Linked DNA regions of Homo sapiens: region 2 is linked to region 1. The links are chromatin loops, found by intact Hi-C in ENCODE. Cell type or tissue: IMR-90. All regions are shown on one strand. Links, peaks and the distances in the headings refer to the core of each region. The heading gives the core; the rest is flanking DNA.

Region 1 (8,525 bases), core at 1,981-5,980:
TTTCTAGTAGATCTATTTATTTCATTTCTGATGAATAGTGCCTGCTGCCCCACACATGATCAAAGATAAGAATTCTGATACTTTGGCTGTATAAAGACTTACATATTAGGAATATTAGAAACACCAGACTCAAATTTGAATTCTGCCTCTGGTAGTTACCAACTGTGTGACTCAGAGGAGTTAGTAGGATTCTCTTGTCTCTAGTTTTTTGTAAAATATTAATAACAAACGGTACTCCCTTTATAAGGTTGACTGTGGGGATTAAGGGAGTTGACGACTATTAGAGTTGGAAACTCGAAGTTACTCTGAGTAAAGTGGGCTAGGTAGAAGGCAGTAAATGGCAACTGGCATGCAGTCTCTGATTTGAAGGGACTGGTGGTGTCTGTGACAAACTTGAGACTTTCTGTCCCTCTAAAGAGGCAGCTGTTCCTATTTGGCTCCAGTGAGTTTTTGCAATGGAAAAAATGTGGACCTGGTGTTGCCAGGTTTTCCGGGAAGCTGGAAATCCGGACTTTTATGTGAAACCTCACAATTTTTAGTTTTTGGCAATTAATTCAAATTTAAAGCACTGTGCAAGCCAAACAAAACACATCTGCAGGCCAAATAAGCGGAGGGAGGCACCCGTTGTGACCTCTGATGTATGTGAACATGTTTGTAACAGAACCTGCCTCAGTATAGATATTCCATAAATATTTGCCTCGTTTTTTCATTGCATGTGATATCCAACATGAGGAAAGAAAAATAATCAATTTGAGCTTCTTAGAAAATCATCAGATTTCTCACTCTTAAGGATCAGATTTATTACTTAAGTCATATATTCATATGTTTAGTCTTATCCACCGTTATGTTAAAATGCTTAACTTGGGAAAAGCTTATACTTTGGAGAATTTTATTGGGTCCTGTGACTTTGTAACAGAAGTTTTAATTTTTGTTTGAAAACATATATTGAAAATATAGTGAAGACAATTCCGAATCATCTCAACAGAAATTCACATTTATTTTTCAATTTTTTTAAAAAATAATTTTTTAACTGGCAAATAAAAATTGTTTGTATTTATGGTATACAACATGATGTTTTGAAATACTGCATTGTGGAATGGCTAAATCAAGCATATGTATTACCTTACATACTTATCTTTTTTTTTTTGTGGAGAAAACATTTAAAATCCACTCTCTTAGTAATTTTCAAGTATACAATACATTTTTATTAACTATAATCATCATGTTGTGCGATAGATCTCTTGGACTTATTCCTCCTGTCTAACTGAAATTTTCTATTTTTGGGCCAACAGCTCCCCAAACCTCCCACTCCCCAGCCTCTGATAACCACAGGAAAATTCACATTTCTGATGTTGGCCTGAGTTCCAGTAAGTGAGCAACTCTAGCCTGGATTTTTCTCTTTGTCCTCAGAGGAGCAAGACCTGGTTTTAACTGCTACATCTTCATATTGCTCACTCCTTAAGTAGTTTAACTTACTTTTTAACTGTTACATGCCAACAAAACAGGTTGCTTAATTGGTTTGACCTTTCACAGTATTTTTTAATTTTTCAATCTTAGTTTCATAGTTCCATCTGGCCCTTTAAAACGACATCTGGTTAACTGTACTTAACCAGCTGATCACTGTACAGTTATTTTTAAATGTAATGTATGCTTAAACAGATGTTATTTTTATAGATGTGGATCTAAACTGCACTTGTGTACGTGCTATGTCTGCATAAACTCTTTCTGCAATTCAAATGTTGACACCCAAAATTACAAGCCAGAATGCTTATGAACTCCACTATTATGGTACTGCACTTTTGTGCTGCTTGTAAGGTAAACATCAATTCAGTTCTTTTTTTCTTTCTTCATTGCACATAAATAAAACATTAGCATTTAGTTTATAAAGTGATGAACATTTTGCTGTGTTGGGTTTAGCTTTATAAATACAACTGCTGTCAGCAAGAAAAAAGGATTTATTGAATAAATAATAAGAAAGCTAAGGGAAAATGAAAATATATATATTATGCAAAACATGGTGTCTGTCAACAGGTCACAAAGGGGCTTCAGTGCTCTTGGTGTGGCTGTTGGAGATAATTCCATCTCTGGAGTGCTGGCCCTGAAGCATTCTGGACCTCCACCTCATGGTAAGTGTCTTAGATTTAATCTAGGAAGCATGCTATAGAGAATAAATTTATTTTGTAGATCTCTGAATGCTTAATTGTCCAGAGCATAATTAACATTTAGATCAATTACCATGTCTTTTTACATGAAAAACATCAAGAACACATGATAACAAGGAAACCTAAATGGTCATTCAATCCTACAGTTTGATTTTAAAGTCTTATCCTATCAGGAAAAGAAAAGAGAAGAAAATGACAAGCAGTTTCCACACAGATTGAAAGGTTTTGCAGTCATGAATGGATCAGAACATTGGGTGTACCTTGTGTCAGACAGAACACAATCTCACCAACTGAGAGATCTCCAAAGAACATTACAATGGGAAGTGCGCCCACGACAAGAGGTTGAATCCTCGTTGAGACAAAGAAAGTGGCCACAGTTGAAAATATTTTACCGAGAACTTTAAAAGTATTCTCAAGGTTAAAAATTGCTGTTATACATAATACCTCAGTAATTGATAGACATTTTCTCTCTCCAGAGTCCATTTTCTGTGAAAAACACCACATAACATCTGTTCATAAACAGTCCTTCTGTGAAAACACTGACACAGGTCTTGAGCTTCCACAGGCTCAATTCCCCTGCCATGTGCAGATGGCATGATGTATTTATACAGCTGAAGCCTGTGTAACATAAGCCCGGCCATATCTCCAGGTAAGACTTCAGGCAAACATGTGCTGCTGTTCTCTAGCCTCACCCCAAGTTGTTCAAGGAGTTCCTTCTGACACAAAGACAAATTGTTTCCCACGAATGTGTGGGATTCGTCAGAAAAATCACCTTCGGCAATCAACATATAACTCTACAGAGATAAGGACATTTCTACTCTTTTAAAAAGATTCCACAGAACACATTAATGAAAAACTAATTAGGGTTACAGAGGTATTTGGGAAACTAAATATGACTGTGATCATTCAGTTGCCTTTTTTTTTTTTTGCCTCTATGCTTAATGTGTGATGTTTAACTGGAATTAATTATTGCAACTAAAAGCAAAAAGTTTGGGGTTAAGGGTTTAAATAATTAATGTTCAGTTTTTCAATAACTACCATGAAAGGAAGAATGTCCTTATAATGCAAGAAATTATTTCCCACATAACTTCCTTTGGTTTCTCCTGTTACACGTGAAATGCAAGGAAAAGCTCTACAAGGATAGAACTTCTTAACTGAGCATTTGTAGAGAAACACTTAAGAGACTCTCAAACCCTAGTGAGCTTTCTTTGCTTTCCAAATCTGGTTAATCACCAAGATGTTGGTCCTCTGGCATTCTCTAAAATTGTTCTTTCTTAGAAAGAGACAGATTCTAAGGACAAGCATAGCCTGTTTCTCATGACGTGGAGAAACAGTGACTTTAAGTAAATGCAGGATGCTGGAGCTTCCGAAGGGTTTAGGGGCCCTGAGGAACACCCAAATAAACAGACCAAAGAAGCTATACACATGCATATCTTGGGTTTATTTGTACCTGTCTTTGATTACACAGCTGAAATGCATATGAAAGTCACCATCAGATGAACATATCTATGGTACCCTCATGTAATATAAACTACTTGTATTTTATTCTTCATGAACACCACAGGCAAGTTCTTGTATTTGACCAGCTGGGGTCAAAAATACTACCCAATGCTTGGAGGTTTTTTTGTTTTGTTTTGTTTTGCTTTTTTTTTTCCACCTAGCTTCAATATCTATTGACACACATGAGCTTTCTGGTTTGTGCATTTCAAAGGTGTTTTTACAGCATTGATGAACTCTCAACTTACTGAATATCCTTCATAGTGGCTTATCAGTTGAGGCTACAAAATCATCTTTGGTAAAGATTTGCAAGGGGAAAGAATTAGTCATTGGAGAGTAGGATGAACTAAGGACTCTGGAAAAATTCTAGGGAGACAGTTTGGGGAATCTGTGTCTATATCATGGGCAAAACACAGCTCCGTTTGCCCTTTCCTGGTTATCCCTCACTCACACGATAAACCTCATTTGAAACACAGGGAAAATAATCAAAATAAAAATAAAGTTGTGCCTTCAAATCACATGTCAAGACATCTCTTCACTAAATATTGAACTGTATTGTTGTTTGGATGAAGCCATGCAGTTAGGAATAACAAAAGAGGCCAAATTCAAATCATGTTTTTCATTTGACATACACTTAACATGTTATGGTAGCCACAACTTTCCTGGATTTTTTGGTTATTCATTTCTTTTTATTGATACTTCAGTTTAGTTTTTTCTGGAAAACTGAAAGTCGAAGGACATGCATTCAGTTTTACCTGATATATAAGCACATAATAATGATGGCAGCCTAAATTTGTTGGAAACACTTTTATTATACTCCAATTTTCCATGGTATATTAGGTTCACTGTGTCATATATAATGCTGAAAAAATGGAAATACTATAAATACCCAATAATACAGGACTGATTATTGGTAGGAGAAAATTATGTCATTATGTTAAGTGAAAAAAATTAAATAACAAATTGCATATATACTTCACAGTCTCAACTAAATATATGACACAGACAAGCATAGAAAAAAGACATGAAAAAAACATGCCAATGTGCTAAAAAACACCCGATTTCTTGGTGACAGGCTTATGGATTGGACTATGATTTCATCTTTTTATTTGTATATAGTTTTCAAATGTTTTACGTTGAATATACATTAATAATCAGAAAAAATATTATAAAAAGCATACAAGGTACTTTCTCCTAAGAAAAGCATTTGTTAGTCTATTAATAGTCTTGGTGGCTTTGAGCAAGAATATAAGTTGATATGAAGTATAATGAGTTATATTTTTGACAAGATTTTATGAAATTTAGAAAGAGATAGTTTAGGAAAATCTTCCTCCCCCATAAGGTACCTTTGGAGACACTGATAATTTGTTGCCTAGATACTTAAATTGTGTCCTAGATGATCTCCCTGACTTTATGAACCTCTGCCTCCCTCCCTCCTTTCCTTCCTTCCTTAATAAATATTTATTGATTTATATCTCTGTTCCAGGTGTTCAGAATGGGAATGGCAATAGAGACGTCCTGGTGGAATTTGTAGCCTAGGAAGAGAGACAGTCAGTGAACAAGCAAGGAAATGTGCAGTGAACATGCAAATAATATCGTAACTGTGAGGGTGCACCTGAGGAACCATGAACCATGGAAAGCAGGGGCAAGCAGCCCTGCCATTTGCAGAGTGAGAGAGAAGCCTTTTATTTGTCAGCGACATTTGTGATGAGACCTGAAAGTGCAGGAGGAAACTAATGGGTTCCGCCCAATGTGGGAGGATGCTCTAGGGAGTATGCTGGGAGTGTCTCCACGAGACCAACTTGCCATTCCATCCCAAGAGTGCCTCACACACAGGAAACACTTAAATATTTACTGAATTGGCTTGATTTGAAAGATACACCATCTAAGTCTTAAAAACTGTAGGACCTAGGCTGACTGAGTTAAATCTTATCAGTCTATAGTTCATCTTATTCCTGCCTCTGAAAACTGCCTGCCTGTCATGAGGTCTATCTTAGAACCAGATAAACCAACACACTGGTCTTAAATTTTGAAGGCTTTCCTCTAGAGATTGTAGAGACTTGGGATAGTTTAAAATGCATTCTCCATTTAAATGGAATGAAAGCTTATCTCTTTATTGTGCCTTGATGTCAAGTCGGCAATAAATATGGATATCAGACTATGCAAAATTATTCCTGAATTCCTGTCATTATACCCAATCAAAATTCTAAACACTTTAACTCGATGTTCAATGATCAGTTAGGATTGTTCACATACGTGGCTAGCTGTTTATAATTCTTCATGTTTTTCGTCAATGAAAATATTTGGCTTAATCTCAAAATCATCAAAAAGACTAGACGTAGGTTAGTCCAAACCACTCATTCTTTTTGTAGCAAGTACTTTCCACCAAGAGGATGCCCACCCAGCTGGAAGGAAGCTGAAAGAGTGAAAGAATTTTTGCCTTGATTGATGCCAGGAATGACTCTGAGTTATTTTTTCCCCACTGGATTGATCAAATCAAGCCTTTCTGCCCTTAAAAATATAAACAGTACTATGTCCCTCAGCATGATGAGGGCAATGACAGATCTACTATGGATGAGGAACATCAGACACTCTCAAATAACATCAAATTTAAGAACCAAGAAAAAAATATACTCTGTGATCATGAGTGATAGCGTCGATTCTGGAGAAGAAAGCCTGGATAAGGAAGGTCAGTGATGATGAATATGTGAAATGATGAACCTTCCACCTCCAATAAAAACAAGACGCTGATCATGAAACTATTTCCAGTGTCTAGTATTTAAAAATCTATCACAAATAACTATTGCCTTCCAGACACGTATAATTGATCCTACTTGTATCAACAGTAGGTTCCTTTTCAGGTTTTTTTTCCACATTAACTTCTTTTTAACATGGTATTATTTTCCTTAAATGGCATTTCTACTGACAACTACGCTGAATGCACTGTATAATTATCATGTCTTCAGTTTCTTTTTCTACAGTTCTTTTTAATTACAAAATAATACCCTTCTGAAGAGCGCATCTTTGGTATCTTAACCATCGTTGGGTCAATATAGCAGTGTGTGCTCATTATCAATATATTTTAATTATTTCATTCTGTCTAATGCCACATTTTTTGATTTCCACGAATTGCCAGGTAATTATGTTTGCATCAGGATAAATAATTAACATTCTCTGGAGCAGAAAGACCATTACATTCCTTTTTCCTTTCCTTTTTTTTTTTTTTTTTTTTTTAGCCCTGGCAATATAATAAATAGACAGGCATTTACCTGGATTAATTAAATGTGGTCTTTTGGCGGGGGCAAGAGCAACATTTGGTGATTCAAAAGCTGTCTTTTGCTAAGCTCAGAATTTTCCAGAGCCAGAGTTTGTGGCCTCCTAACTCCTCTTTAAACAGAGCAACGCTGCTTTCTTTACATTTCTAAATTATCCTCTGTCCTTCTTCAAGCCCTAATTCACCACTCTCCCCCGGCCCCCAAAGCAGAGTGTAGGTTGTGGAGACTAAGAGTGCAAAGGCTATTTATATGTGTAAAATTATTATATTATTTCCCTATATTATACATGCATAAAATTATAAAATTATTTTACTGTATAAAATTGTTATAGTAGAAAATAAATTCTACTACAGTAAATTCTACTATCTAAGGCAACAAAAACATGAACAATTTCACAAACATTTACTAGCAGAACTTATGCAAGCTCAAAAACAAACTAACAAAGTAAAATAAGGTAAGGTTCAGCGGGTGATGCTTGAGAGAAAAGCCACGAGCTGGGTGAATGGAGCCAAGTGTGTTGTGGCAAAGATTTAGAATAAGTTTCATTTCTTCATTAATGGGAAAACTGCTTCTTAAAAATTTGGGGATATACATTCCTTGAAGTTGCTCTTTCAAGCTGAGAGGAAAAGTCCTGTGGCATTAACTGTGTCACCATCAGACACGTTACTTAATCTCTCTGTGCTGCAGCTTTCTCAACTGTAAACTAGGGCTGATAAGGGTGCCCAAGTACACACTTTCATAATGCCAGGTTTGTAATCCAGTTGTTATTTGAAGAAGGCTTTTAAACTCCTACAGTTCTTCGAGCTTAACATCCCAACATCTTTGATAATTTCTCAAATTATTAATAGAAGCTTCAAAGATTCTAATGGTTTTGGTCATTCTTTCGTCTTTGCTCAATCTTAAAGGTCTCTGATGAACTACGGGACGCAGAAGAGAATGCCATGCTCCAGAAAGCCTGAATCGCACAGAACGAGACGAGAAAACTTCCCTTCCACTTTCATCCAACCATAAAACTTAAACTGTTTTACTTTTAAATTCTCAGTTTCCTGGTTTTATCTTTTTTTCTTCCTCCCTTTGTATTATTTAAAAAGTCTAATAAATGTGTTGCTAATTCTTTTCGATGTTCCTCTATCTGCTGATTACTGGCTACGTGCCAATGATACAGCATTGAAATACCTTTTCTAATTCCCGCCTTTATAACAGTGTTAAACTGGATAAAGCCAAGCGCTTGCTTTCATTTTTGATAAGTCGATATTTCTATATATAAGAAATAAATATCAAGTAAGTTGGTAAGTCTCCTATTGTGATAAAAACAGAAGAATCAGATTTTCCTTGTAGAAATGATTATGTGAGAGGAGACAGAAGAAAAACTATTTATTATATTTAAAAGATCATCATAGGGAAGTGGGGGAAATTTACTTTATGCATCTCTGAAATGCTAATCTTAGACTGACTGGTCCAAGTTACAATTATCACAAATATCGTGGAAAAACAAATGTGAACAAAAGGTTGAATGTTATGACTTATCTGGAACTACTCTGCCTAGAACTTAAATAGTAACTAATTATGGTCATCCTTAAATGGTATGACA
Region 2 (7,292 bases), core at 2,350-6,349, 440 kb after region 1:
ATAGAGGCAGCAAGTGTTCAGTTCGTGGGTCTCTGGGGAAGCCTCGATTTGTAGCATTTCCCAATTTTCCTAAAGTAAATACTCCCACCATGGCTGATTTCAGGCTATCAAGATGATCAATGGACCTAGAGTTAAGAAGAGATACCCACAAGTTTTGGGTGATTCCAGCACACCACTCATGGAAGTTAAGCAACTTAGCCAGAGACTCATAGAGAAACCAGAATTTGATCTCAGGCAGTCTTACCCCACACATTTAGGCATATCCACAGTAGCATATAGAGCATGAATCTGCAAACTTTTTCTGTAAATGGCCAGAGAGTAAATATTTTCTGCTTTGCGGTCTCTGTTGCAACTACTCAATTCTGCTCTTCAGTGCAAAAGCAGCCATAGATAGTACATAAAAGAAGAGCACGGCTGTGTTCCAACTGAACTATATTTACAAAAACAGGCAGTGGGTCAGATTTAGTCCATGGATTGTATTTTGCCAACATCTGTTATAGATGTGATTTAATTATTTTTAAATAAATAACATCTGCTATTTGCTTACTGAGCTGAGCCAGCACTAAAGTGAGGCAAGAGAGTTGCCCAGGACATAAAATTTAAAGAGACACTTCCATGACCCTGAACGTGCCCAACAACTTAAGTTTTGTGCCATGGGTGCCTGTATTGCTTTACTCTGGGCCTGGCCCTGTTACGGAGTCATCTGAACCAGATTTGCAGGGGTATTGATCAGGGTTCAGTTGCTTAAAAGTAAAGGACTTGGGCAGAAAGGGATTTAACACACAGAAATAAGAGCCTGCAAAACTGTAGGAAGGGCCAAAGAAGCAGATAAATCGAGGTAACCACACTGAAAAATTGGCGGGCCAGGGGAGTCTCCACATCTGCTTGCTCAAGAATGTGGGGAATCTGAAGGCTGCCTACAGAACAGCTAATTTCAAAGACACAGTGATAAAAGCATGATCTGGAATCAGGGCCACCACATTGCCACTCCACACCCAGAGACTTAGTGAACCACACTTAGAATATTACCTTTCAAACGGCACCTGCATGCACCTATGTGAACCTAATTTTTTTGCAGAACCCTAGCTGCAAGAGAGTCTGAGAATTACAGATTTTTGCTATCTAACTGGTGACACTGGAAGAAAAGCAAAATGTGTGCTAAGCGACAATTTACTACATCTACCATAATGGGTATCCTAAGAGTAACTGTCCAACGGGCATGAGATTCTCCTGTGTCAAGTTCAATTCCAACCAGAAGTTCCTTCTAATAAAGGGAACACCACTCCTCCCCACCCCCATCTTCTAAATCTTCCCCCCACACACATGTGATGGGATAGGTGATAGAGATGAGAAGTTTACCATTGAGGGCTAAAGGTTAAGTGTGTGAAATGCACGGAAGTATTGCAGCAGGGATAAACGGGGTCAAGGAATGCCAAGAGTGGTTGCAGCCAGTAGAAGAAGAAGGAATGAAATCAGGAGCCCTATAGGACAGTAGAAGACTGGCAGTTGCTAAGGAGTGAATGCAAAGGGAAAGCTGAGAATTTCTTCCGTGGGTCATTTGTCTCTAGGGAACCAATGCCTTGTGACCAGCGTATCTATTACTAATGGAGGACAAATGTGGCATCATTCCCTGAGGTCGGAGATGTGTGCAATTAACTAATACTAAGCATGTTACAAATACACAGTGCTCTACAGACTGTAATTCATAATCATTTCCATGGGAAAACAAAATTTACGAGTCAATAGAAATTGAGTTATTTCCTTTTGAAAATGTTTTATATTCTGATATAGGATCTATATAAACACATGTTACATATATGTAATTACGAACTATCATAATAAAACAGACACTCAAAAATCTATCACCAAACTTAGTAGCTATTAATATACAGCTGAAACTGCCTGTGTATGTTCCCCTGATACCTCTGACTCTTTCCTCCTCTTTATTCCCAAGGAAACATTATCCCAAAGTTTATGATTTTTATTTCCTTGCTTCAAAAAACATATAGTGTTATCACATATGTATGCAATCTAAAATAATTTCAAATTTGCACATCTCAATTTATTTTTATAATAGAAATTAATAGTCTTGTTAACAAATATCTTTCAAACCTATTTGTTGGAATTAGAAAATGAATATAAATCTTGGGCATTTCCAAGAAGAATAGAAAAAAGAAAAGCAGATATCGTCCATGAAAGCTTAATTCACCTTATAATTTGAGCAAGTTTTCATTTAAAAAAATAGTTTAATCATAAAATCCTTTTAGAAGTGCTAGCCTACTAAAACAGTGGCTAATTTTAACTGTTTTTCACAAAGGCGAGCCAGTCACAGAGTTAATGAAATTAAGCTTCCTTCATTTCTCTCAAATTCCCCCCACAAAGAAGAGCTGTAATGTACAAAATGCAGCATAAATACATGGCTGATTTTCAGGACTCAAGCCACCACTGATTTGTCACACTGCCTCTTAACAACATATCTGTATTTTGTAAAATGTATAATTTTTTTCAGCCCCTGAACAAATATATTTACATAACTGTGTCTAACGAGAAATTACATTTAACTTCTCAGAAATGACAATAACTAAAACCTGAACTGCCAATTCCACTTCATTAGTGTGGTAGAAACGCATTCCAAATGTTAATAAAAATTCCAACATGCTGATAAATTAGAGCTTCTAAGGAGCATGTGACACCTTGGTTAATATATTCAACCTCAATTATATTTCTCTTCAGCACCCTGTTATCTGGAACCTTTGCTGGCAATCAGAGGTGCTGTTTTTCAGCGGCCAATTTTCTAGATAATGTAGCTTATCAACACTGTGGGTAAACTTGCCAATGGAATCAGGCTGCACTGAACCACACACACGCTAATTGCATCCCTTTTTTATGCATATTTACAGACTGTCACTTCAAAGAAATCAGTGGCCCATTGAGGCACCCAGTTAGCTGGAAGAATTGCCTCTTGCAAATGAAAATTAGCAAACAAGCTAGTGATAAATATGAAATGAACAAAGTGTAAAAATACTGTTTTGTTCCAAAACTTCCTTGTCATCCCAATTTATACTCCCAAATAGAAGGAGTTTTGAACATAGGATTTACCTTTTGTTTCAAATAAAGACAGAAAGAATTCTTCCTTAAACCCACTAACTAGGTAAAAGCCTATTAGCTTTTCCTTCTTCTCCCACGCCACCCTCACCCTAAATTTCTATTCACATAAACAGGTTATTAAATCCCGTATTAGATTTGCTTTGGAGTTTGAATAGACAAATGACATGTTAACACTTCAGAAACAATTAACCCTGGGAACTTAATTAAGTTCTTCTGACTTAAAGGAAGCACATTTCAAAATAATGTTTCTAAACTCTCCGAATTTGCTCAAGAATAGCAATGCTTTGCTTCTCTTAAGTATTCATAAGTTCTACTTAACAGCAGAAAGCTTTGCCTGGCTATATATGGGTAAAGTTATGGTGTTATGAGCCTACTGTAATAGGACTACCTCAGAATGAATATTAAAAAAAAAAAAAAACAGGTATCGAAAAATAACAATTATAGAAAACATTTTCCAAAAGCCCAAAACTCTAGGCTTATATGAAAGAAAAGATGATTTTATAGCTACATCCAGGAGCTCGACATAATCCACTATACTGCGCTATGAGTTTGTCTGAAATCCTTTTCCTTGCTTTTCAGAATAACATTTGGAAATCTTTTATCACTACAACAATGTTTTAAAGCACTAGTAGGTTTTGAAAGGCATGTCATTTTAATATAAGCAGGTCATTTTAATATAATAGAAAATAAACCACAAACCAATTGAACTATAACTTCTTTTAAAGATCTTGTGCCAAGCTGAGCAATTTAGAGTGGCAAAACTCAACAAATAAGTGGCACTTAAAGTCTTAGCTTACAGCTAAGGTCCAGTGAAACTTTATTTGGTTTGGAGTATGAAGCATCAGTCCTGCTATGTGTCACAATTTTCAACAGACTCCTAAATTCCCCATCACTAACATTAGATATACAATGTCATTTGAGAGATTTTGTTTTATTTTGTTTTGTTTTAACAGAGCATGAGTAACAACATAAATATTGATATGAAGACTGGGAAAACATTGCTATTTTAAGAAACAGACTACACCTACATGCCGACTGCTCAGTTGTTATATGAGAAAAGCAAGATTCTTTAGTAAATTAGTGCTCATCTGTGTACACTAATTTAGATAATTGTTTTACATCACTTTCCAAATTGCAACGTAATTCCATGTTTATATGTCTGCTTCCTTGCCCAGACTGGAAACTCCTTGAAGACAGGAATCAAATTTTCTGGAAAGGTGAATAGGGCATAGATCTCAAGAACTCACTGAGGAGTTCCTGGTGTGGAGGGGTGAAAAGATGCTCAAACAGCCATCACATACGAGGAGAGGAACAAAGAGCTACGGGGTACAAAGAAGGGACCAGTTTTATTGCACCCAGGGGTATTGGGAGATGAATCACACCATAGACGACACTGGAACCAGACCTGAAAAGATAAGTAAGATTTCATCCCGACAGGGAAAGGCATTTCAGGCTGATCAGACCACACAAGCAAAACAGAAGGCATGTGAGTAAATGGACCATTCCTGGAAGAGAGATGTTCAATGATGCTAAAGCCTAGGCTGGGATTGGAGGTGGGGGACATGCACACTATGTACAAACCAGAGAGGAGGCTATCTAAATTCTACATGTGATTATGTCACCTTCACCTTTTGTACATGGGGATGTAGTGTGAGCACTTCCAGAATCTAAAAGTGTTCACGAAGACTGATTTTTAAATGTCCTGATTAAGGACAAATTTATAACAATTTTAATTTTTGAATTAGTGCTATCAAATTATATAAATTTGTGCTTTAGCACTATCAAATTATATAAATACATATTCACACCTGCATAGGGTTTGTCTCTAATACAGTACAACTGATTTCACAAGAAACACACAAAAATCTATCACATTACTCTATATGGGTGCATTAAGAAATATGTCTCAATCACTCTTGAATCAAAGTAAGTATTAATAAATTTCCCTATCTCCTAAAGGGGCTCATTGAAATTTGGCTCAAGCTTTAATCCTAAAACTGTTCACAGGAAAAGACAACACAATTGTAAATAATATGGCTCTAGTATCTTATCTAAAAATTTATTTATTGAAAATGGTTTTTATATTTAACATTCAAAAACAACAGCTTTTGTGAATAGGCAAAACAAAACATAAGAATTACGTAATTCCAAAGCTAGTCATTGTTTTTGGAGAAAATTCTTTCAATTGATTAATATCATCATTCACTATTTTTTAGCTGTTGTATAATACAGACATTGCTTCTACAAAATAAAAAGAAAAATAATAATAGTAATAGTAATAATAATAATATGGTAGTAGCTAACGATTTTAGCATGATCACTACCTGCTAGAAAGGAAGCCAGAGACTTTACTTACAAGGTCACATCTAAAATTCCTATAAATTCCTAAAAGTACATATTTCTAGCCCTATTTTTAATAAAAGAAGACACAGATAATATCTTTTGAGTAAGAATACAGGCTAGTTGATGGCAGAGCCAGGATTCCAATCTGGGTCACACCCTTCCAAGTCTATGGCTGTAACCACTTATAATATGCTGCTCTTTCTAAATAATGTTAGACTGTTTCTCTTTTAAAAAATGAGTTTGGCTGAATTCTGTTTGGAAAATAAAGATCAAGAGGGAAAGAGAGGAACAAAGAGAGAGGGAAAGGGGAAAGAGAGAAAGAAAGGGAAGAGGAAAAGAGACGGTGAAGAGGAAAAAGAGGGAAGAAAAAAAGAGGGGGAAAAATCAACTAAACCAATAACCTTAGTTTTCTGGGTGTTCCTGTAACACTCTCTACTTCTCATTCTACACACTTCATACTCTTTTCCCTGGTCTAGCTCTGCGATAGATTGTAAGCTCCATGGGGGCAGGAACTATGTCTGTCTTGATCACAGCTGTACTTCTCTAGGGCCAGTAGAGAACCAGCACATAGTGGGCATTCCATAAATAAAATACAACAATATATTTTCTTTTTCTCCACGGCTTGAATATTTCATTTTTCATGTTGTCCTCTTCTATACATGGGCTCAAAAGAAATGTGCCAACACCTAAGACTATAAGGATAGAATAATTTTTTTATACTGTACCTGCACATCTGCAATCACAGATTATTTATGTCTATGTAGCACTGTCTTGCCGTTGCCATTAGTATGGGCCTCCTAAGTAAGGCCACTGGAGTCCCATGGTTCTGTCCTTATTTACCCATCTCTGACTGGATGCTAGGCAAACCTAAAACAAAGAGTAGGGTTCTTCCGCCTTCTAACTTTGTAAAATATAATTCTCTGTGAGACAATTTGAGGATAATGCTAGAACCAGAAATTTCACCAGCCTCAGCATTCCACAGAGGCCAAAGCTCACTTTAATCTTTTCTTTTAACCAAACATTTACAATGAGCCCAATTAAGAATGGCTTTCAATAGGACTATTGCCCTACTTCATACTGGTAATCAAGAAATGATAAGTTTCAATCTGTAAACATTTGCTCCATGTTCAAATTTGAAAAACTGCATATTTATTTCATAAATAAATTTACCTAAGTAGTTTAAATGTGTATCACGTATTTGGCCTTTCAATGCTAACTTTGTCATTTGTTTTGCTTGAGCTTCATCAAACACCTGTTTTGTACTGACACCCTTATAAAAAATTTTTTTCTGTTTTTTTTTTTTTTTTTTTTCCTTTGCTGTTCTATTTTCCCCCCTTTTCTCTTCTTTCCCAAGTCCTTTGCTTTGGGGGCTAAAACAGCAATTTTTATCTTTATTCTAAAATCCCCTCTTCTCTCCGTGGTCAGGAGGAGATTTTTTTTTCTTTGTGTTAAAATTATTCACAACTCACAGAATGAAGGGTGAGCACAAAATAAACTCCAGCTCACGGGGCGGGGGAAAAAAAGTGTTGTTTGAAGAGTAGGGCTTTGGAAAGTTCACTGAGCTCAGGACAAAATAAACAGAACTGGAACTAACTTGAGAGCAAGAATATTCTGAGCGAGAAGCCAAGCGGGTAGCCAGAGCAAAACAGAACGTCCCGAACGTCCATTCTGTTTTCATTTCAGGAATTAAGAATACCTTAGACTTCACTAATTGTTTTGATCTGAGTAGTCGATTTGGAGTTTCAGTAAACCCAGAAAAAACCTGGAACAACTTTGATGAGACGTAAAAATGCAAATAGTTTACTTAATATTTAAAAGAAAAAACGAGGAGCGGGTGGGAG

What was found. Hi-C counts contacts between places; a loop is a spot of excess contacts. Peaks named below come from ENCODE experiments on the same cell type or tissue, not always from the same donor. Only the 100,000 strongest peaks of a DNase experiment are listed, where the experiment ranks them.
Region 2: it touches region 1 in a loop (2.6-fold over the local background); 3 of 110 quality-filtered maps call a loop at or near these places.

Annotation. Positions count from the first base shown.
Region 1 is chr3:70,510,518-70,519,042 of GRCh38, reverse strand. No RefSeq gene overlaps it. Among named protein-coding and RNA genes, the nearest start is that of MDFIC2, 200 kb to the right of the region's middle. In IMR-90, for the core only: no CTCF peak of the experiment used is centred there; no DNase peak of the experiment used is centred there; H3K27me3 peaks cover 757 bases.
Region 2 is chr3:70,072,117-70,079,408 of GRCh38, reverse strand. It overlaps a transcript of SAMMSON not described here. Among named protein-coding and RNA genes, the nearest start is that of SAMMSON, 76 kb to the right of the region's middle. In IMR-90, for the core only: no CTCF peak of the experiment used is centred there; no DNase peak of the experiment used is centred there; H3K27me3 peaks cover 936 bases.